2 separate regions of the Homo sapiens genome follow, and region 2 is linked to region 1. Evidence: read pairs that join two places in POLR2A ChIA-PET (ENCODE). Cell type or tissue: B cell. All regions are shown on one strand. Links, peaks and the distances in the headings refer to the core of each region. The heading gives the core; the rest is flanking DNA.

Region 1 (8,000 bases), core at 1-8,000:
ATGTTTTTAACCTAAAAAAACAGTAGAAATGCTGGGCACAGTGGCTCACGCCTGTAATCCCACCACTTTAGGAGGCCAAGGCAGGCAGATCACCTGAGGTCAGGAGTTTGAGACCAGCCTGACCAACATGGAGAAACCCTGTCTCTACTAAAAACAAAATGAGCCAGGCGTGGTGGCGCATGCTTGTAATCCCAGCTACTCGGGAGGCTGAGGCAGGAGAATGAATCGCTTGAACCTGGGAGGTAAAGGCTGCAGTGAGCCGAGATTGCGCCATTGCACTCCAGCCTGGGCAACAAAAGTGAAACTCCGTCTCAAAAGAAAAAAAAAAAAAAAAGAAAGAAACAAAAACAGCAGAGACATCTCTTAAAAAGTTGAGAGATATTGTCCACAAAATCTAGGAAAGCCAAATGTAACAAAAGCTATGATTCTATGCAGACATCTCTTTTACAAGGTTCTTTTTAAGGCAATGTATTTGTAATAGAGACACAGCCTGTTCACACCTATTCTCCCACTAAAAAAGAAGAATCTTATGCCAGTTAAAATTATAGTAAGATCACTGTTTCACTGAAAGTAACACCTAAAAAGTAATAAAAACAATGGCTATAAATACACACACATATGTGTGTGTACTGATGTGTGCATATTAGCCAAATTTATGTAAGTTTTTCTTTTTCTTTTTTTGAAACAGTCTCACCCCATCGCCCAGGCTGGAGTGCACTGGTGCAATCTAGACTCACTGCAACCTCCACCTCCCAGGTTTAAGCGATTCTCGTGCCTCAGCCCCCCTCCCCCACCCAAGTAGCTGGGATTACAGGTGTGTGCCACCATTCCTGGTTAATTTTTTTGTATTTTTAGTAGAGGCGGAGCTTTGACATGTTGGCCAGGCTGGTCTCAAACTCCTGACCTCAAGCGATCCACCCATCCCAGCCTCCCAAAGTGCTGGCATTACAGGTGTGAACCACCACGCCTGGCCTCAAGTTTTTCTTTTAACTAGAATAAAAGTTGCAGAGATAGATGCTTGTAAAATAAACTAGGTCTCCAATAAAAAAACTATTTCAGACAATAATCATTTTCTTGAAATATCAACAATTATTCAGGATAGAGATGGTCTCTTTTTGGAGTTTAAAAACAAGGTTTTACTGGCTAAAAATTTTAATGTATTTGCATTTGCATTCTCCATTGTTTCACTATGACATACCTCAACAAAATAACTCTGTGAAACCTAGCACTTTCACAGGCACTAAGAAAGTAAAAGGTGAGAAGTTCTACATTCTCTTCTACCCTGCTATAACTCTGGTTATTCAGTTTAATAGTCAAAAGGAAAAATAACTGTTGCATTCTCTTGTTTAAAGAGACATTGTGTATATGACATGAGAGCTAAGAGGCAGCAAAATTTGATACTCAGCTAAACAAATGTAAAACCAAAGTATCTCAGTAACAGCTTTTTCTTCTTATTAAGTAAGCCATTAAGGGAAACCCATCACAAAGTTCACTGTAATTGTGGAAACAGATAAAAAATTACAATTATGCGTCACTTAATGACATGAATACATTTTCAGAAATACGCTGTTAGGTGATTTCATCATTGTGCAAACATCATAGCTTGTACTTACACAAACCTAGATGATATACATATATTTTTATATGGAAAACCAAATATCCCAGCAACATTACTGAATATCAATAATTTCCCCCACTTGATCTGCGATGCCAATATCAAGTGCCATATATCAGGTTTCCATACATGCTCCATTATAATCTTATGGACCAATGTCATATATGTAGTCCACTGTTGACTGACACATCATTATGTGGTGTATGACCGTACATTATTTATACAGATTGGAAGATCCTTAAAGAGCCCTCTATCCAACCATTTTGTCTTTAGTCAGTTTTGTCTTATATTTAAACTATCAATTTTTAAATTGAGAATGAAGCTCTCACTTAGTCCCCACAAAAGATCTTCATCTGAAAAAAATCTGCTTAAGGTGCAAAACAATGTGTATAATTAGGCTACCAATCATGTTTAAAAAGGAGGAGAGAAAATATGTATGTGTGTGTGTGTGTGTGTGTGTATCTGTATTTACTTGAATAATAAATGAAAATCGCTCAACAGATACAGAAGAAACTGTTAACAGTGGCTACTGACTGATTACGGTGGTGGGGAAAACCGGAAAGATGGGAAACATGCACAGGAACTTCTTACATTCTGAGATTCTTGAACCAAACAAACGTGTTACCTATTTTTAAAACTAAATGGAAAATCAATAAATGCTATCTGCTGACATTGTAGCTTTAGCGTTCTCTAACTTAATGTGATGGTTAAACCAGTCAAAATTTGTTTTAAAAACTATTAAGAATTGAATTAATTCACTGCTTTGCTTCAAATGAAGTTTCTGCGATTCATTACCTGGTCTGTTTCTTAGGCCCCTGCCCTTCTCCTGCTCCACTTGATGAGAGCCCACCTCCTTGGTTTTTAGAAGGGTCTTTCCTTTGGCCATCATTTTGTTTCTGAGGCTTATTCTGCTTTTCAGATTTATTTTCTTTTTCTTTCTTCTTCTTATCTTTGTCCTCAGCTCCAGTGGCCGACACAGGCTTATACTCTACTCCTATCAAAGACTTGTACTGTGCCTTTAGCTGAAGGAGTTCTTGAACAGCTATATCTACTTGATCCTTTAGTTTAACAAAAGAGGAAAAAGAGAAGACAGTATTTAACTCAAGTCATTGTCTAAGCACACTTAAACAAATACAATGCTCAAAGCTTTCTTTTTTCCGCCAATATCACACGGGGAATGTGCCCAGGTGGTGATAAGGTTTGAGGGAGGCATATCTCACATATGAGTGTGAAAACCCAACCATCACACTTAGGAACTACAAAAGGATCTGTCCAAAGTTTAAAAGTAGATCTGCAAACACAATTAAAGACAGGGGTTTGGGGACAGAGGGGTTTGGGGTAGGTGTTACACCAACTATTGAAATTATAAAGATTATGATAAACAGGGATAGAATTGTGCAAAACTGTGACTGGAAAACAGCACAGTCTATAACTGCATTATCCAAATAGTAGTCATGTGGCTGAATTTAATTTAAAGTAAATAAAATTAAAAATTCACTTCCTCAGTCACCACAATCACATTTCAAATGCTCAATAGCCACATGTGGCTAATGACTACTGTATTAGACAATATTGTTATAGCATATTTCCATCACTGCAGAAAGTTCTACTAGAAAGCACTGGTATCTAACATGTATTCCATAGGAATCTAAGTTAAGAGCCATTAAATTACATAAGTTGAACATTTCACAATTATAAAGATGAGATAATGGTTATCAAGTTCTAATAAAGTTAAATTTCAAAACTACAACTGTCTTCCACTCATGTGAATCTGTACAGAAAAACCTACTCCTAAAAAGATAACAGAATTCACACTTAAAGAACTAGCACAAACTACTAAGAGCTCAAAATAAAACCTACTATTTCAGTTTGACAGAGCTTTAGGAGAAAGAATGAAAAACAAGGTAAATATTAAGGGCCTTCAATGGGGTGAGCACTGTGCTAGGGTCTAGGTCACTATTCTGGATCTTACAGGTTGGAGGGAAACAAACAATTTAACAATTAAAATACAGTCTGTTTAAGTACTATGTCAGTGATGGGCGGTGTCATATGAAAACATCCAATCAAATCTAGTTGGCGTAAGAAACAATCAACAAAGTTTCTCTAAAAGGCAAGGTAAGAGAATTAAGAACTGAAATATGAGTAGAAGTTAGCCAGATTTGATGGGGCACAAAACACTTGAGGCAAAGACAATACCCTGAAACATAAAAAACAAAAGCATATAAACAAAATAACACACTAACCTTAGGGGCTTTTTCAGTTTTAAGTTTCCGAACTACTTCCCCTTGAGAAGCTACTTTGTCAAAAAGTACTTTCGCTTCTGGTGTTTCTAAACCAGCAGGTTCAGAATTTCTGGTTGGGCTTGAATCCGAACTTTGAGATAATGGGGGCTGACCAGGTATGTACTCCTTCCCAGTTTTTTCTTTATACTGAGCCTTCAGGGACAGTAAGCATTCTACAGCTTCATTTATTTTAGCCTAAAATAAAAGAGAGAAAGAGATATTTATAAAACTTTGGAAATTTCTGGAAATTTCAATGCCATTTAAAAATCTTTAATTATCAGCAAATCATTCCCATAAGTTAATCATGGGGAAACCTATGTTAAATCATCAGCCTACAATAAGTGATAAAGCTAAATTAAAAACATAAATTATATATAAGCTGAATAAACAAAAATACAATTCAACATACAACAGTGTAACTTTCTATTTTACTTAAGTAAACAGACAAATAATAGAACATCTAAGTAAACTGTCAGTGTCAAGACCTAGGTCTATAAATAGTGAAGTCAGAATTTACAAAATCAGAACAAAGATCAGATCAATGGCTTTGCCTATACAAACCTTACTTTCCACAGCTTATTAAACAGAAATTAAATACAACTTTGGGGAAAAAAAGGAAGTTTGGGTCCAACTAATGAATAGTTATATCAATTTTAAAAACTGACAATGAGATGAGAAAGCATGTTGAAGTTTTTAGACACTTACCTATATATTTTAATCTGATACTTCAACATAATAATAAAAAAGAATGATATACTCAGCCCCACCGAGACACTTGTGACTCTCTAGCAGAGAATGATAGCAACACAGGCAAAGGGCCCAAGCTGGACACCTTACCTGAAATGGTGCTACTATCTCACCACAAACCAGTGTACCACTGGGAACTTGGAGGTATCAATCAAAATAGATAGGAAAAGTGTCTCCAAATCACCCTATCCAATTTTTACTGCTACATTCGAATAATGCTCCAGATAGCTAAATGAAACCAGGCAGAAGCCATGAAGAATACTCAAATGGGCATCAGAGGAATGCAGGATACCAATGGTATACCTTCACAAAATTTGCATCTATGAGGCAGCAAAGCACATTTCCTTGTCCAGCTACTTTATAACGTTTTCTGCCTATTAGAGTGTCATACCAGGTACCACACAAAGGTAGTAAAATTAAGAGAAAATGTACAAAGAGAAGATGAGAGTAGATTGTCTGATTTGTACTCCTGTTGTGTCTCTTGTTTATTCTGTTTTTAGGAAAGAGTTTTCACAGCAGAAACTACTTTATCTCAAGAAAAACGGCCAAGTTAATCAGACATATGAGAATCAAGGGGGGAAAAAAGGGAAATTTCCACCAGCTAAAATAAAAATGGAAAAGAAGGAACTTCCCTGCAACTATTTCTAGAAAAATGACTATTTGATGACTATTTGAAAGAAGCTCCATTTTACACTATAAGCAGGTATTCATTAGAGCTTAAAGTCAGATGGCACACTTTTCACACGGAAAAAAAAAAAAAAAACCCCGTTCGCCAAGATTATAATTTGAAACGTTATAAAGGAGAAAATTAAGGTGAGCAAACCACTCTGTTATTCAATGAGATACTCTTAATAAAGCTATGTATTCATATATTTCCCCTCCCATTAGGAAATGGAATATTCTAGATAACTAAGTAAATTACTCAGGTTATTCTTCCAAAAAGAGTAAAATTATACTAATCACCACTATGCAATCTTCCCTGATGATTTAGAAGGTACCTAAAGATTCTTGAGAGAATTTGAATTATAATATGAAAAGTATCATTATCATTTTATGGTATATTTAGTCTGTGCCAGACACTACACTAAGTGCTTTACGTGGTATCTTATTTAACTCTCAAAACAACCCTTAGAGAAGTTGTCAAGTTTAGAAAGATTAAGTTCCTTCCCCAGAGTTACACAATAAGTAGTAGAGCTAGTATTTGAATCCCGAGTTTATTCCAGAGGCTGTGATCTTGACCACTACGGTTTGCTAAGGATTACAGAAAACAAAGATCTAAATGTGCATTTTAATCCTAGTAACATGCTAGGAAAACTGCTTTTCGAAAGAGATGTTTGACTATTACTTTGAATTTATCTCTTAGAATACACAATGAAGAACAAATGGATGGAGAACAAATTATCTCTTAATATACTAGTTTTCTGGATCAAAAGGCATTTACAAAGAGGAATTGGGTGGTATACTATGATTTAGTACAATATCATACAACAGCAGAAGCTGAGAGAGCATTGCTAGTAGATTTTAAGTTGTTAGTGGACAAAGACTGTTTTAAACTTACCTAACATATACCAATACAAACAGAAAAGGTTTTCAGCAAATAATTGCTGATGTGGATTAATGAGAAAAGAAACAACCTATACAAAAGACTTTGGTAAAGGTTTAAGATGGGAATTGGAAATAAGTAAAAGTGATGCTAATGTTATGACTAAAAACTGGAAAGTTAAATAAAATGGAGAAAATGGACAATTTTTTTTTATTACATTCTGATTACATTCAGAATGAGTACTCAAACAGCTATTTTTTCAGCAGCCACTAGATGGAAACATTTCTCCATGGGGAAAGGAGTGACCTTAAAAAAAAAAAAAAAAAAAAACCTGGAACATTATCCATTTGAAATACTAGAACCTTTCAAAATAGCCTGGATATCTCGATTCTAAATGAAAAAACTTTTTTCAAAAAATACTTTTTTCAAACTTGTTTTTTCCAATTTTATTACCACTCACCTTTGCTCCTTACTAGCATATCTAAGAGAACTATATCTACACACGTTGGTAATGATGACTCCTGAAAGCAGAGATTCTCACTTGGTTGGGAGGGGGATGAATGAAAGGTAATCAGAACAGAAAATCCTTCCAACTGAGTGAGGGAAGAGAGTGATGATGCTTGTATTATATTTTTTAAAGTCTGCTAGGAGACTAAGTAAACTAGAAGTTCACAGGTTGCAAAGAGAGGCATTTTAAGAAAATAATTAACCAGTTGTGCATAGCTTAAATACCTACACCTGTAAGGAATAACCGATTACTGAAACCTGATTCTAGGAGCCAATACAGCACAGGGTAGAGCCGAGATCCTGACATCAAACCTAAATTAGAACACAACACCTGTTCTCCTGCTTATCAACTGGGCTGATTCGTTTACCTAAATCACAATTTACCTGCTATTTTTCTCTGATACAAATCAATTAACACAAATTCTGAAGATTTTCCAGAAGATCCCCAAGCTGATGTAAGTCTTGTGAAGTATCCTGAACCATAATCTGATGTAAGATGTATTTATATTTGTTTAGATCAAAATCAATTTTGCATTAAGTACTAAATAGATATAGCTGGAATTCACTACACACATCCCAAATAAGAATTACAAACAACATCAAGAAAAAGATAGGCTTTTTTCTTGTTTCCTTCCCTGCAACATTTATCTTTTGGCCTGAGACATCTTAAAGCTATCTGGGGTGAGAGTGCAGGGTGGCGGCTTCCTAGAACAACCTGCTTAATGGACAAAAGGGTACAGGGATGTATGTCCTTTCCTGATAAACTGTGGTTTGGGTTTTAAAAAACAATAACATTGGTGTAAAAAATAAAAGAGCAAAGATTGGCAAGATGAATTATTGGGGACATAAAATACAAGGTGCCGTGAATTAAAATGCTGCAACTACAGAAGCAAATGGTGATTCAACTCCCCTCCACATAGACTGGGTATGGCATAGAGAGAGAACATTAGTGACAAAACAATTGTGAATTATTTTTATTTAATAATCATTTTATTTTGTTGTTACTTGATTTTTAAACAACTGTTAACTACAATGGTTCTCAAAACTCTTTCTTCCATGGAGGGATCAGCAAACTTTTTCTATAAAGGGCTATATAATAAATATTTTAGACTATGTGAGTCTTGGTTGCAACTATTCAACTCTAACTGTAGCATGAAAGCAGCCATAGACGATATGTACACCATGAGTGTGGCTGTATTCCAATAAAACTTCATTTACAGGCCGGGTGTAGTGGCTCACGCCTGTAATCCCAGCACTTTGGGAGGCCGAGGCGGGTGGATCACCTGAGGTCAGGAGTTCGAGACCA
Region 2 (16,190 bases), core at 5,071-13,070, 780 kb after region 1:
CCCAAAGTGCAGGGATTACAGGCATGAGCCACCACGCCCGGCCACTTATTTTTTTTAAACTTTCACTGTTAGTGTTTTGAATCAGCTTTCCCTGTTCACCTTGTGTGGTGTTAAGTTTTTTTATACTAATTATAGACCAGTATGGCTTCTTGATTATCACAAGTATTTATGAATAATTATTACCTTTTTTTTTTTTTGAGATGGAGTTTCGCTCTTGTTGCCCGGGCTAGAGTGCGATGGCACGATCTCAGCTCACTGCAACCTCCATCTCCCAGGCTCAAGTGATTCTCCTGCCTCAGCCTCCTGAGTAGCTGGGACTACAGGCATGCACCACCACACCCGGCTAATTTTTGTATTTTAGTAGAGGTGGGGTTTCACCATGTTGGCCAGGTTGTTCTCGAACTCCTGACCTCAAAGTATCCACCTGCCTTGGCCTCCCAAAGTGCTGGGATTACAGGCATCAGCCACCGTGCACGGCCTGATTATTGTCTTAAAAGGTGAAGCTAATGTTTTAAAGTAGGGGGAAGTAAGACATGACTTCAACCCTATATTGAATTTGTGGTTCAATTTACAGAAAATTGATGTGAAAATATGTGTGTGTGTGTGTGTGTCTGGGTGTGTGTGTGTGTGTATTAAATAAAGCACTTGCAAGAGGACCTGGTATACAGTAAGCACTTAACTGGATATTAGGTCTTAAATAGCTATTATCTTTATTGTATTAATCCACCTTATCTATGAATATTATTTTTCTTCACTTGTTTGTGTCTTATCTCTTTAATAAAGTTTTATAATTTTATCTGTAATGTGATTTTACATGTTTTGTTAGATTTAGTCCTAAACATTTACTCTTTTCTTCCACTTTTACATAGCAAGTCTTAAAAACACTTTTTTTGTTTGCTGTGTAAGATTGGTATTATTTATTCTTTAATTATTGATAGAACTTGCCAGTAAAAGTATCTGGATTTTCTTTGTAAGAGTCTATTCAAGTTTTTATGTCCTCTTACATAATTTTTAGTGAGTTACTTTTGATTAGTGAGTTAAGAGATTGCTTACTAATGAAGTTTTATTGAACCCAGAGTGAGGGTCAGTTTTTTCTATGGAATGTTGCTGATGAGACATTTTGTGTCAAAATGTAGAAGAGAGTGGACTTTGCAGAAAATTCTGCAAGAATTGGAGAAGATGGCATGGCAGAGGGAGCGATACCATCCAGTGCAGGGATGGGAGACAGGGCTGGTGGAGGGATGCCTTCCATCGGGGGGAAGGGGCTCCGGTTAATCAGTATTCCATTGCCCTGTTGGGGGCTTTTCTGCTTTTCAAAGTGCCACCCATAAGCTTTCCCGGGTGGGTGGAGACTGTGAGTAATATGTGTGCACTTATGTACAAGTGCTGTTCTGAGGGGATGAGGGAAGAGCTCCATCCAGGAGCATGTACTTAGGGAACTGCTGAACAGTGGGATGGAATCAGTTTTAGGGGAAAGGCAGAAGGCCAGGAGAGGATCATGAGATGTCTGTAGAGCCAAGAATTAATCAGAGGTGAAACAGTGGCTTCGAGAAGGGGGTTTAGAGGGAAGGAAAAGGCCCAAGAAATGTGAAAGGAACAGCACTGAGATTTGACAGTAGATAGGAGAGGAGGTGAGAGGTTGGGAGTCTCTACCCTCAGACCAGGATTGTGAGTTGCAGGGTACACAGGGGTTCATCTAACTGGGAGCACCTCAGGTGTCCACATTGAAATCCTTCACATGCATCGCCTCAGGAGTCCTCACACTGGTATGAGCCTTCCCACGGGGAGGGGCAAGCCCTTCCCATGGTAGATGAGGGTAGGGGAATCAATTTCCAGATCCTGTGAATTATATCTACAATCAGCAAGTTCTCCGGTCTCACCATAAACATTTCTTCTTTGTACAGAGGAAAGGCTTTTGTCTGTCCACCCCACATCTTACTAGGGGCATTGCCCTTGGAGGGAAAAACATACAGGGACCCAAACAATGAAAAATGCTGGTGTTGATAAAGAGGGTGATGTTAATGACAGGGTAAAATGGTTGTACAAGTCAGTGGTTCCAACTCTTTGTCTTACATTAAAATGAAGGGGCCTCCAGTGAAATTGTTGCTGATAAATCATTAAAAATACTTTTTGATGACAAATCACTATGTGAAATATATTGCCTGGAGATTCAAGGAATAAGTGAAATTACTATAACTCCCATTTCTATCTATTTGTTTGTGTGAAAAATTCCTCAGGGCTTATTTAAAAGAAAGAAAATTGATACTGAACCTTGTCTTATTCTAGCAATATGTGAGATTCATTCAGAGTTTTATGGATATTTTATGGGGTTCATTAAGCATTTGATTTCAAATAAAATTTCACTTTTTAAGTTCATGAATTATAAAAATATATAGCATATCTATTTTGTTATGATCAATTGTATATAAATCATAATTGTAATGATAACTCAATCCTGAAAACATTTCTTCACACTTGAAAGCTTAAGAAACAAAACAAATTTAATTGATTCAAAAGAAATACAGTAAGTGAGCGATAGCCATAAAAATACATTAGGATAAAATTACATAAGTAAAATAATATACATATGTGTTCATGAATAAAAAGAGGAATAATACAAAAATGTTTAAATGGATAATGGTGGATATCAAACCAACATGGCATTTAGATCCCGTTACACACTTTTAAAAGCATAATGTAATCATTTTATTTTAAATGTCAGTGTTTAGAATTCAATGGAAATGATGTCTTTCAGAACAAATTAAACTTATGATGAAAAAGTTTACCTGTCAACTTATAGTTCTGTGAAGGGTCCATAGCTTTTTAAAACTCCATTAGGGGAATTTAAGCAAGAAAACCTTGAGGGCCGCTGTGTTATCTAAAGTTATCTGTTCCCACCAAGTGACGTAGGTAGGTACCATATAATTATTTCCAATTTACAACTGAAGACAGGTCAGAGGAGTTAAATGATTTGCTTATGGTCACAGAACTAGAGAATGGCCGAGTTCCAATTTGACCCAGGTCTGTTGGATTCTAAGCTCAGGGTGCATCTGCCACAGGGCAGCCCCTCTCCTCTTGTGAAAGTGTCCTAAATCCTTACGTTCATGGACCAGCAGCTTAGGCATACAGAAGCTTGTTGGGAATGCAGAATCTCAGACTCTAACCCAGACCTACTGAACCAGAATCTGCATTCAAACAAGATCCTGGAGGATTTGCACATACATTAGGGTTTGGGTAGCTCTTCCCCAGAGCACACTCTACTCCTTTCTCTTGCACTTCTGCCCAGCTTTGACCCAGGGACCACTTAACAGCCCTCTGGGATGGTCAGGTCCCAACAGTCCAGCTGTTCATTTTTGACACCATCCCTCAGTGTATTGATATAAGTAAGTAACCTGGTGTTCTTTTGTGACCTTTCCAGGATATTTGGCCTTGACATTAAAGGCAGAGACTGTGGCAATGAGGCAGCTAAGTGGTTCACCAACTTCTTGAAAACTGAAGCGTATAGATTGGTTCAATTTGAGACAAACATGAAGGGAAGAACATCAAGAAAACTTCTCCCCACTCTTGATCAGAATTTCCAGGTGAGCTTACAGAGAGTTTACCTTCACTGCTACTAGTCACCCTTCTCTTTCTGGCTTCCTTCCCAGTTGATAAAGAGCCTCTCTTGGGACCTCAGTTAAGAAAATATGATAATGGCCCTGGTGAGTGATAATGAGGGCACAGCCTAGGCAGAGGTACCAGGGGATGGAAAAGAAGGTGGATATGAGAGGTGTCTCAAAAGTGGGATCTCTAGGGTGTATGGAGGATTGAATATGGGAGATATTGTGGAGGGGGGAGCCAGGGGTGACTCCCAGGTAGATGGAGATGCAAGAGAAAACTGGCTGGAGAAACAAAAGTGAGAAGTTTGTTTGGGACTAAATCCAAGTTTCCTGGAATTATAGAAGCGGACTTTGTTCTGACCCGCCCCTCACAATCTGTGACATGTGCTTATTTCAGGTGCTGGCGAGGCGCCTCCCCCTAAGGAAAACTGTCCCCTGAGCACCTACAGCACCTGGCAGCTATTTTTCAAATTATCAGATAATACAGAGTGCCGACATGTACGATGGTTTATACTAGGCTCAGTGCAAAAGACCAAAGCCTCTGATTCTGCCATGAGCTAAGGTTTAAAATACAAGGACCTCAGGGAATTTCTCTCCATAGCCCCTAAACTACAAGCTCCTTGAGGGCAGGGGTTTTTATCTGCTTTCTTTACTGCTGTTTCCCCACTAGAACAGTGCCTGGTAGGTGCTCAGTAAATGCCTAGTGAGTGAATGGTGTTGTTGAGGAAATTATTACTGGAGTATAGCTGATTGGCAGCAGGTCCTCGCTGTTTGAGGATGATGGGGGAAGGGGGTCGCTGCTGGAGTGGGAGTGGGAACCCAGGAAGAGGAAGCCTGGTGAGTGACATTGGCCCAGAGCCGGCCCTGGCTGCAGCCCTGTCCCTGTGTATGGGCAGGAACTGCTCCAGCTCCTGGCCACTGCAAGCCCAAACTCACATCTCTCTCCTTCCTGAACACTGCTCCCCTCTTCTGCACTGAAGAGGTTTTGCTTCTGGACATTACTTAGCTTTGTAGTTGGTCTAGGCCATTTTGTGGAGTGGTGGGGCCTGACTATCCTGTGTTCTTGGCAAGGTGGCCTACCCAGACTACTGCCCGCTCCTGATCATGACAGATGCCTCCCTGGTAGATTTGAATACCAGGATGGAGAAGAAAATGAAAATGGAGAATTTCAGGCCAAATATTGTGGTGACCGGCTGTGATGCTTTTGAGGAGGTAAGCGACCCACTGCTTTTGTGCATCATGCTCAGATGTGCTGCTCGCGGTGCTAAGGGAACTCTGCTCTAGCCAGAGCCAACTCAGATCCGCCAGGGTCCAGTCATTCACTCATTGCTGCTGCCATCACTCATTGCTTGCGGAGTTGTTCACCCATTGTTGCTGCCATCAACACGCTGGCCTCGGGGGGCGTTGCTCTCACCCGTTAATGCTTGGGCCCCAAAGCAAACAGTCAAAACTCGAAATTGTAGCAAATCTGAGGTTGGAATATGTAATCATAGCTCAGAGATAACTGAGGGAAGCGAAGATAAAGAGAAAGATAAAGCCATTTTCCACTTCTCTATCACTCAGCAGAGCTCTCAAAGATTTGAGACTTTCAGAAGACCCATGCCCCAAAGTGCAGACCAAGAGGACACAGGCAATCTGCCCCGGAGACATACCATGCTGTGGCCTGAGTTCTCTCCCAGGGCACCCACATGCTCTTCTATGGGATTGACACCAGACATTTCCACCCTTTTCAAGGACACACCTTTGTGGTCTTAAGGGAAAACTACATCAGAACCCAGTAGAAACCCTGAACTCTGTATGTGATATATATATAGCTGGGTATTGCTTGGTGATAAGAAGGATTAGCCATCATATTAAGCCTCAGGGGTGAGCTAAACTTTCCGAGCAGTGGAAGTAACAATGACAAATACCATTTATTGGGTGTTTACTGGGTGCTAGGCATTGAGCTAAATAATCATTTCAGATAAATTACTTTATTTGATCTTTACGATAACCCTGTGAAATTTGTGTTACTGTCTCCTTTTTATAAGGAAAATGAAACTCAGAGGTGTTATACACTTTGCCTAGCAGAGAAATGGTGACTGGCATTAGAACACAAGACTTGTAACTCCAGCATCTGTAGAGCTGGGGTGACAATTCCAATTTAGAGATCCCAAATAGTTAACTCTGAGAGAAGAGGCTCTTAAACACCCTCTCAATTCTTTGCTCCCCTGAATGAATGACCGTACTTCCTTTTGTGTGAGTAAAATGTGCCCTAATTTTTTTTTTTTTTTGAGAGAGAGTCTCGCTCTGTCACCCAGGCTGGAGTGCAGTGGCACGATCTCGGCTCGCTGCAAACTCCACCTCCTGGGTTTGTGTGATTCTCCTGCCTTAGCCTCCAGAGGAGCTGGGACTACAGGCACATGTCACCACCTTGGCTAATTTTTGTACTTTTAGTAGAGATGGGATTTCTCCATGTTGGCCAGGCCAGTCTTGAACTCCTGACCTCAGGTGATCCACCTGCTTCAGCCTCCCAAAGTGCTTGGATTACAGGCATGAGCCACTGTGCCCGGCCCCTAATTTGTTGATAAACATGGTTCTTTAGGATAAACCTTTGCACTGAGCCTTGTATAAACCATCGTACATGTAGGCACTCCGTATTATCTGATAATTTGAAAAATAGCTGCCAGGTGCTGTAGGTGCTCATGTCTATAGTCCCAGCACTTTGGGAGGCCGAAGCAGGAGGATTGCTTGAGCTTAGGAGTTTGAGACCAGCCTGGATAACATGGCAAAACCCCATCTCTACTAAAAGAATATAATAATTAGCCAGGTATGGTGGTGCGTGCCTATAGTCCCAGCTACTTGGGAGCCTGAGGTGGGAGGATGGCTTGAGCCCCGGGCCGGAGATTGTGCCACTGCACTCCAGTCTGGGTGACAGAGCGAGAACCTGTGTATTTAAAAAAAAAAAAGGAAAAGAAAAGAGCAATAGCAATGTATACAGAAGTTGTCTACTTGATGGTGTTATCTTGTCATTTGTTATCTAGTTGAATTCCTCTGTGCCTTTGTTAGTTTTTAAAATTCAATCATCCATTATAGGTCAGGCATGGTTTGTAGGAGCCCAGATACAGATGAAAAGATATGGATCCTGCTCTTCAGAATGTTCCAACATGAGGGGCATGGCCAGGAGACAATGACAGCCCAGTGTCAGACGTGCTTTAGTGTACACACTTAGAAGATACCAGAGATGTGTAGAAGTAGAACTACCTAAATCTGCCTGGAGAAGGGAGGCCTGGGCATGGGGAGGGGTCAGGTCCAGGTCCCCGGAAGCAATGCTGTTCACCCTATACTTGTGTGGATTGTGTGCAGGCCAGGGTCAGAGGAGGGTCTTTATGGGTAAAGGTGACAGGCAGTTGGGAGGCCTAGAAGCACAAGAGGCCATGAATAAAGGGGTGCTTGGGAGCATTTTAGAATCACAGGAGCATGGGGGTAAAGGAGAAATGTTAGGGAGGCTGCACTGGAGCTGGCTGGAGGCCACCACACCAAGGAGTTTGGATTTTATACTGTGGATATTGAGGAGCTGGTAATAACTCTGAGCAAGGAAGTAATTATGATTTGCATTCTTCCAATAAATATCTGCCGAATGCCTGTACAGTGTGCCAGGCACATATTATTCTGGCAACTCTCTTGAACACTCATTGAAAGGCAGGGAAGCCTGAGACAGAAATACCAAGGCCAGGCCCAGTCACTAGAGAGTCTTTGTTTTTTTCTTTTTTGAGACAAGATCTCACTGTGTCACCCAGACTGGAGTACAGTGGTGCAATCACGGCTCACTGCAGCCTCGAACTCCCCAGCTCAGGTGATCCTCCCACCTTAGCCTCCCAACTTCCCAACTAGCTGGGACTACAGGCATATGCCATCATGCCTGGCTAATTTTTGTATTTTTTTGTAGAGACAGGGTCTCCCTATGTTGCCCAGGCTGGTCTTGAACTCCTGGACTCAAGCAATCTGCCTGTCTTGGCTTCCCAAACTGCTGGGATTATAGTCATGAGCTACCTCACCTAGCTAAGAGTCTTTTTTCTAAAGTGCAGATTAGCAGGCCCTACCTGAAACCTACATGAGCATTGTGACAAGGCCTGCATCTCTGCACTGGCAGCAGCATTCCAGGTGAATCTCATGCCCACAGTGTCTGGAGAAGCACTGAGCTAGGAGAGTGCAGGGACCACGGGGGTCAGAGATGATACAGGGTCAGGGCTGGGAGGGCAATGGAGAGTGCCAGAGAGGAAGAGGCCCCCGACGTACTCAGGAGACTAGTTTCTTGAGGGAAGGAACTAGATTTTTCTAAGAATGAATCTAGACTTGGTGGGACCTGAAATTTATACAATTTGGGGGCCCCTTTAAGAAAAAAATAAAATTATTGACAAAAATATATAAAATTAACAAAAATAAAATTAGGTTCAAGGCCTTGAAAGGTTCTGTGCAAATAAGGCGCCTGAGGCTCAAGCCTCAATGGCTTGCCAGTAAACCCACCTCCCCCTCCCAGTTCTAGTTTCCCACATTGTCTAGTAGGATGTACATAATATCAGATTCATTAAATGCCTGGCAAACAGCAAATGAAATTCTCTGTTTCAAGAAGTATGTTACTAAAGATTGGAATGGAAATTAGTTCATGGAGTAGAAATTAATCCATGAAGCAACAGTTTTTCCACAGGAATCCTGTAATTCTTCCATTATTTTCTGAGAAACTTTCTTTTAGGGAATAAAATGTTTCCTGATTTGTTTCCACTAAAGAACAGATTATTTTGATATTAATTTTAGTTTAAAATCCTGAGCCAAGGAAATAAGAAAAAAGACACTCTTGTCCCTGGCTGAAGCATTTTTGCTTTCCTGTACCTTGCCAACCTATAATTTTTGCTCTCCTATAACTTGTCAAACTGAACCTAAGGCTAATGTAAACCTAATCCTGCTTTCTTGGGCAGTGAGAGTGGAGTTGTCTCTTCTTCTTCTTCTTTTTTTTTTTAAATAATAAACTGAAAATAAAAGTACAAAAAAAAAAAAAAAGGCTAGGCATGTCCTAGAACTTTGGGAGGCCAAGGCGGGCAGGTTGTGTGAGTCCAGGAGTTCGAGACCAGCCTTGGGCAACATGGTGAAACCCCACCTCTACAAAAAAAAAAAAATTAATTAATTAAAAGTGAAAAAAAATAAACTGTTAAATGAATTTGTGCTCCCAAGTCCATTTGTCATTTTATTCCTGTGCTATGATGGGCTTACAGAAGTAGCAAATCAGGTAGAACACTGATTTTTCTCGAACAATCCTCTGGCCACGCACATTAAAAAAAAATCCTTCTTATTAAATGACGCTAATGTTGCTGATTTATTCTTCCTTAAATTAGGAAGCCCAGTAGTTAAAGGCCTAATGCATTAATCTGTTTACCTGGTACCATCACAAAACTGTAACTCTTTCAATGAGTAGGACTCTCTTAAATATTAATGTAAAATGAATATTCAATAGGCCAATTAATCATTAAAAATTAGCAAACCTCAGCATGAAATTCAGGCCATCATTTATTGCAAAAACACAGAGTAATAGGAGAATGTATTGTGTAACATTTACTGTCTGTGGCCTAAAGTACTTTGTACTTTGTCCGTGTAGCTCAGAATATTAAACGATTTTTAAAAGGCTGCTTCCTTGGGTCAGTGTGGTGTGCTTGAGTTCCGGGAATGCAGCAAAATGAAGTTTAGAAATAATGAAATTGACCAATGCTTCCTATCTCTGTAGTTGGCCATTGTGGGGTCAGTGTTTACTGATCTTTGCTCACTGTCCTGATGAGATAAACTTGATATTTTTAATGGAATAACTTGTTTGTATCAGTCCTCACTCCACATTATGAAAGAATTGTGGAGAAGCTTGCAGAAAACTCTTGGTATGTTATCTTTCACTCAGGAAGTGTTTCTCCAGGAAACTTCCAGAGAGGGAGATTTTGAAGCTGAACAGCTGTGGTTGGACTCTGAGCCTCACTGCTTACTGGCTGTGTGGATTGGGTCCTCCCAGTCCTATCCTTTCCAGCTGTTGAGAAACACAGTTTTTGTAAATCATGATCACTAGACTTTTCAGTCCCCAGAAACTGAGTTTGGGTGGGTTAGGATTTGAGATAACAAGTCCGTTTTCTGGTGTAAGAACAGCAGTCTCTACCAGGCTTCAGGGATTTCTTGAAGTAGCGGTAATGATAACAATATACAAAAATAGCAGCAAGAATCACGACTCACTGCTATTGAACACTTACTACGTTACAGGCACCGTGCCAAACCCTTTACATGCATTATCTAATTCTAGTTCCCTTTCCAGACTGTGGGTCACAACCCATTATTGGGTTCTAATATCAGTGTAGTGAGTCCTGACTAACACTTTTAAAAGAAGTACAGGAAAGTATAGGGTGGAATAAAAGATATCAGAGTAAACTATATGTAGAAGGGTTAAGAATTGTCTTGCAAAACTCTCTTATGTGTACACATGGGAGAGTATTAGGAAACAGTGTAAAATGTGGTTTTCACTGTGGGTCATGGCTGAAAATGTCTGATAGCCATTGAGGCGGGTAGTGTTTTGATCCTTGTTTTTCAGATAAGGAAACTGAGACTCAGAGAAGTTGAGTAACTTGCTCTCGAGGTCGCATAGCCAGCGTGTGGCCAAGTGAGGACTTGCACTGTGGCTGGCCGTCAAAAGTCCCTGAATATCAGCCAACTACACAACTCTGCCACCTTGTTAAAGCCATTTTCAGGTCATTTGGCAAACCTGTATAGGGCCCCAGTCACTGTGGATGGGCTGGGGGGTCATGGGTGTCAGGGGCTGCCCTCTGAAAGAAGCAGGACAATTGTGCTCAGTAAAAAATGGAGAAGAAGAACAGGTATCAGCTTTGGCATAAGGAAGATTAGCCTGAATTTCATGTTCATTATCTCTGTTAGAAGCAAGCTGAAAGCATCTGAAAGTCATTTTTCTTTCGTAATGAAAAGAACCAAGCAGGGGCCTGGGGAATGCAGGTGTCCCCTCCCTGCAGGCGTTTGTGGCATGCCTTTCAAGGTAAAAGTTCCATGTCCTCATCTGGGGAGCTTCTGACATGCGTATATTTTTAGGGGACTCCAGCAAGAGTCTTGGATGGATTTGCCTTGATTAGGAAAAGCTCCAGTGATTAAAACAGGAGGATAGGCATCAGGAGTGGATGGAGTAGGAATACATTCACATTTCTGAAGAATTTGCCAACAGAACTCCTTTACTTAAGGAGATCTCCTTCTACATTTGCTTTTTTGATTACAACTGAGTCATTTGTAATATTTTCCAGAGGGGCTTTTAGGGGTTGGGCAAGAGGGAGTGAAAGATGGCGCAGCCAAGGACTACAGGACTTTCGCCTCTTTCTCATCAAGGAGAAGGAGGAGATGCTTCTGCGAGGTTCCTTCCGCACAGCCTCACACAGCTTTCTTATCACTACACCCAGTGAGTAAGCGAGACACCCCTGGAAAGCCCGCAGCTAGGGCGGCCAGCGGAAGGCGGATTAACAGGAGACCTGCAGTGAGATCTGCCTGGGCCGGTGGGTCCCCCTCTGGCTGCACATCGGGCCAGCGGACAGCCTTAAACAACACTGGTGCCTCCATCTCAGGTGCAGCTTGGGCAGAGGGAGCTTTTGAAGCTCCCCTGGGGTTTCTAGTGTGTAGCCAGGGGTGGGAACCACTGGGCTAGGGTTTTCCAGGGGAGCAAAGTCGTAACTGGCAGGAGTTGCGGATGTGCCTGGAGAGCAGAGTGGCCTTTAAATCATCGTGAGCTTGGCCTTAACCTCCCTGAGCATGATTTTCTGATCTGAAAGTTAACAGGTTCTACCAAGGGACTTTAAAGGCTCTTTGCAGCCCTCAAGTTGTTTAACTCCCTGGGCACTTTCTTCTCTCTCTCTCTCTTTCTCTCTGTGTATGTGTGGTCGGTAAAGGCACTTTTTCACAAATGTCTCTCAGAACGCCCTGTCTGATAGAACCGCTGCATTGGCTTTTTCTTTTTTTTTTTGGCGGTCAGATCACAAGGTTAGGAGATCGAGACCATCCTGGCTAACACAGTGAAACTCCATCTCTACTAAAAATACAAAAAAAAAAAAAAAAAAAAAAATTAAGCGGGCGTGATGGCGGGCGACTGTAGCCCCAGCTACTCGGGAGGCTGAGGCAGGAGAATGGCGTGAACCCGGGAGGCGGAGCTTGCAGTGAGCCGAGATCGCGCCACTACACTCCAGCCTGGGCGACAGAGCAAGACTCTGTCTCAAAAAAACAAAAACAAAACCAAAAACAAAACAAACAAAAACTCATATTGCACATGCTGTGTTCTAGCTTTTTTGTAAGTGAACTCGTTTAATCTTAACAGTCACTTAAAGTCCATTTCTCGAGATGTCCTTCACCATGCTTTTTCTAGTTTATCCCTGCCCCTGAGTGAGCAAGGCTTTGTGTGAGACCTTGTTGAACTGAATTCGAGGCAAGGACTTGGCCATTGAGTTGTGTTTATCAGGTCTCATCCACTTCTAAATATGTTACATTTCAGACCAAGGAGGAAGTGTGTCTTCAGAGACGGTGGTGCGCGGTATTCCCCTCGAGTGAGTGTGATACGTGAACGCACGCTTATCGATCCCTTGTAAGGAGAGGTCATTCACTTTACAATGCTACCCAAGAGACAAGCCCTTCAAATACAGATGTTGGAGTAGAGACGGCAGAGTGGAGGTAAGGCAGGATTGATCTCAGAGACCATGACCCCCCATACCTTTCTCTCGCTGTTCTCTGGAGGGCTGTGAGTCACTGCATGGACAAAGTGTGCTGAAAAGCAGTCCAGCACAGCCCAGGCTACTGCCTTTGGGAATTCAATTGGTAGCTGCCCCTCCCAGCCTCTGCTGTTGGTCATGTGGGACCACCCAGCCAAGCCCAGAGTGGGAGACTAGAATGTCTTATGTTCATCAGGCACTAAAATTCTCGTGGCCGTAACCTCCCCTGAGAGGAAACTGGTATGTGGGTGGAACACACAGACGGCGTCAGCCTGCAGGATGTCCCAGTCAGTGAATACACTTCAGAGCAACATGGCCACATCTCAAGAGCTCTGCTTCCCTTTTTGTAGCCTGTTGCTGGTGTTTCTAAGAGTAGGTGGTCTCCAGAGAACAGAAGCCAGCTTCTAAAAAAGCCTTAGGCAGTCCAGGCTCCGTGGCTCACGCCTGTAATCCCAGCACTTTGGGAGGCCGAGCCAGTCGGATCACCTGAGGTCAGGAGTTTCAGACCAGCCTGACCACTATGGTGAAACCCCATCTCTATTAAAAATACGAAAATTAGCTAGGCATGGTGGTGGATGCCTGTAATCCCAGCTACTTGGGAGGCTGAGGCAGGAGAATTGCTTGAACCTTGGAGGCAGAGGTTGCAGTGAGCCAAGATCGTGCCACTGCACTTCAGCCTTGGTGACAGAGTGAGACTGTCTCAAAAAAAAAAAAAAAAAAAAAAAGCCTTAGGCTTCTGTCTTTCTCTTCTGCTAGGATTTTCCAGGTCCAAGTGTCCCAAACAACAGATGCCTCCAGGCACATTTAATATGCATTAAGGTTTACAGAAATGTGTCTCATGCGATTCCGTAGGAGCATACACCAGATATTGTGTAATGTGAGGATACTTATCCTTGAAGGATAAAGCACACTGGGTCTCCACACAGTGCCGTTCAAACATGGGGTCATGAGAAAGCCCAGGGAGTCTGGAACCAGGGCTGTGGAAAACATTTTAGTGATTAATTTCAAGAAGCTTTTCAGATAGTTAATTTTTTTCTGATTATAAAGGATATTTTAAAAAGTAACTCATACTCTTTGCACAGCTTGAAAAACACAGTATAGATTAAAGAAACGCATAAAAATTCCTCATTGGGTAACAGCGCCCACCAGGGCCTCTCGGGGGGTGGGGGACAAGGGGTGGGAGAGTATTAGGACAAATACCTAATGCACGTGGGGCTTAAAACCTAGATGATGGGTTAACAGGTGCAGCAAACCACCATGGCACAGGTACACCTATGTAACAAACCTGCACATTCTGCACATGTATCCCAGAACTTAAAGTAAAATTAAAAAAAATTCTTCATCATCATACTATTAAAAGGTAGCCTGTGATAACATTTTGTTGTGTTTCCAGTATGGTTTATACAATATTGTAGAAATAGTATTAAATTCCACCATTTTCATTTAATGGCACATGGCAACCAGCTCTGTCTTTGCAAATCCTTCATTTGCGTGGTTCCAGTGGTTCCATGTTAGTCCATCCTGTGACTCTGCAATAACTTGTTTAGCCATTCCCTTATGATTGAGCATTTAGGTTGTTTTCCATTTTCTCTCACATAAATAATGAGCAGCTTTGTAAAATGGTGGGTATCTACATTTCCAAAAGTATTCTTAGGAAATGCTAATGCAGCATTTTAAAGGCTCTCTGTATATATTGCCAAATTGCTTTCCAGAAACCTTATACCAATTTATATTCCCTCAAGGTGAGCATAAGCGTGCCCTTTTCATTGTGCTCTTCCTGGCATTGCTATAATTTTTACTAATTTAGTAAGTGAAAAGTAATGTCCTATGTAAGTTGGTAATTCTTAGTGTATGGCATCCTGTCTTAGTCCCCAAATTCTAAAATATTCATATTTGCAGCAAATGTTTGAGGGTTTCCTAGTGCTAGTCTCTGAGATAGATGCTAAGATTACAGAGATGACCTCACTGTGTCTGCCTGCAAGGGTCTCAGGGCCAAGTGGGATCAAGGCTACAGTAGGTAGAGGGCTGCAGCTGAAGTCAGGACATCAGACTTGAAGGATCCCAGTGAGAAAGAGGCACTCTGGGCAGGGTGTGTGTGTGTGTGTTTGTGTGTGTGTGTGTGTGTTTGGGGGCAGTGGATGCTGAAGACTTGCTTGATATGAACTGGATCCAATTGCGGGAACCATGGCATGGTCTTTCTTTATAAGAAGAGTGATTAGATTTTGAAATATGACATTAAGGAATATTCATTAGCTTGTATGTCTTAAGAATAGAAAAAATAACTTTCGGTTTGAGATCATTTAACTCTGGTATAATGGGAAATATATATTTGGGCTTCGTCTCTGGTTCCTGGCACAAGCTCCTAAGCCCTTGGAATTTCCCGAGTGACGGGGTAAGAGGAGTTTCTTTTGTCATTCATAGCAAGCCCCTTTCAATCATACCTGACTTTATGCTAGTGAGATGACTCTTGGGGAAAGAGGGGTGTCCCTAGACAGCTTTGGTATGTGAGCTGGTTCTTAGAAAGACTAAGCCATGATTAGAGGGTTGGGACTTTCAGCCCCACCCAGCCCTGATCTCAGGGGAAGGGAGAGGGGCTGGAGGTTGAGTTCAGTCACCAATGGCCAATGATTTTATCAATCATTTACATGAAATGAAACCTCCAAAAAACCCCTGAAAGATGGGGTTTGGAGAGCTTCTGAGTTGGAGAACACATTGAAGTTCTGGGAGGGTGGTGCACCCGGAGAGGGCATGAAAACTCGGAGAGCCTCCATCCCCATCCCTTGCCCTAGACAGCATTTCCATTGGGCTGTTCCTGACTTGCGTCCTTTATAATAAGTCAGGAACAACAGTAAAGCCTTTTTTGAGTTCTGGGAGTCATTCTAGAAACTTGTCAAACCTTAGGAGGGGATTGTGGGTACCCTCAATTTATAGCCAGTTGGTGAGAAGCATGGGTGGCCTGGACTTGGCTGGCATCTGGGATGGGGGGCAGTCTTGTAGGACTGAGCCCTTACCTAAGGGATCTCTACTTGCTTCTAGTAGTGAGTGTCAGAATTGAGTTGAATTGTTGGACACCCAATTGGTGTCAGAGAATTGCAGAAATGGTGTTGGAAAAGACATCATGTATTTGATGTCACAGAGAATCTAATGAACTATCTAGACAAAAATTATTTTTAAGATGTGCTGTTGGGATTATACCTCTTATAAAAAATAAAGCAAAAAAGGCAAAAGAAAAAAATTAAGATTTATTATGAAAAACAAATAATGTTTAAATCTTGGTGAGGAGCCTTCCAGATTTATTGCTATAAATGTATACACATAGCTATGTATACAGATTTTTTATGTACATGGAATCATCCTCTATTATATATAAACACACACACACACACACACACACATATAAAATGTGCCTTGTGTTTTTTTCACTCAGCAACACCTTGAAAAGTGTTCAGTGTTAATAGATATAGACTCACATCCTCGTTTTTTTTTTTTCAGACAGGGTCTCACCCTGTCGCCCATGCTGGAGTGCGGTGACGTGATCTCGGCTCACTGCAACCTCTGCCTCCCGGGCTGAAGCCATCCTCCTGCCTCAAGTCTCCTGAGTAGTTAGGACCACAGGCACACACCACCACACCTGGCTAATTTTTGTAATTTTGGGAGACACGAGGTTATATCATGTTGTCTAGACTGGGAGCACCCTTTTTTAATACCCGAATAATGATTATTGCACATATGTCCCATGTATATTTAGCCAGTCTCCAGGAGGTGACTTGGAGCTTTCTATAATCATGTAGAGTCATTGATATCAAGTCAGAAAAATTGCTATGGATTTAGAAAC

What was found. Peaks named below come from ENCODE experiments on the same cell type or tissue, not always from the same donor. Only the 100,000 strongest peaks of a DNase experiment are listed, where the experiment ranks them.
Region 2: POLR2A ChIA-PET joins it to region 1 with 5 read pairs; 1 of 35 experiments calls an interaction of 5 or more read pairs at or near these places.

What each region holds. Positions count from the first base shown.
Region 1 is chr1:219,984,732-219,992,731 of GRCh38, forward strand. EPRS1 (glutamyl-prolyl-tRNA synthetase 1) reads right to left here. Exons shown (of 32, transcript NM_004446.3): 19 at 3,859-4,092; 20 at 2,411-2,673. LOC124904819 (small nucleolar RNA U13) reads right to left here and starts at 2,883; the gene lies at 2,780-2,883. In B cell, for the core only: CTCF peaks have their summits at 6,460 (motif pointing right) and 6,660; DNase peaks (open chromatin) are centred at 3,800 and 6,450; H3K4me3 peaks cover 1,223 bases; H3K27ac peaks cover 4,449 bases.
Region 2 is chr1:220,758,240-220,774,429 of GRCh38, forward strand. It overlaps MTARC2 (mitochondrial amidoxime reducing component 2), which reads left to right. Exons shown (of 8, transcript NM_017898.5): 3 at 3,419-3,581; 4 at 4,671-4,811. Among named protein-coding and RNA genes, the nearest start is that of MTARC2, 18 kb to the left of the region's middle. RefSeq lists an enhancer at 10,888-11,182. In B cell, for the core only: no CTCF peak of the experiment used is centred there; DNase peaks (open chromatin) are centred at 12,162 and 12,592; H3K4me3 peaks cover 1,194 bases; H3K27ac peaks cover 3,023 bases.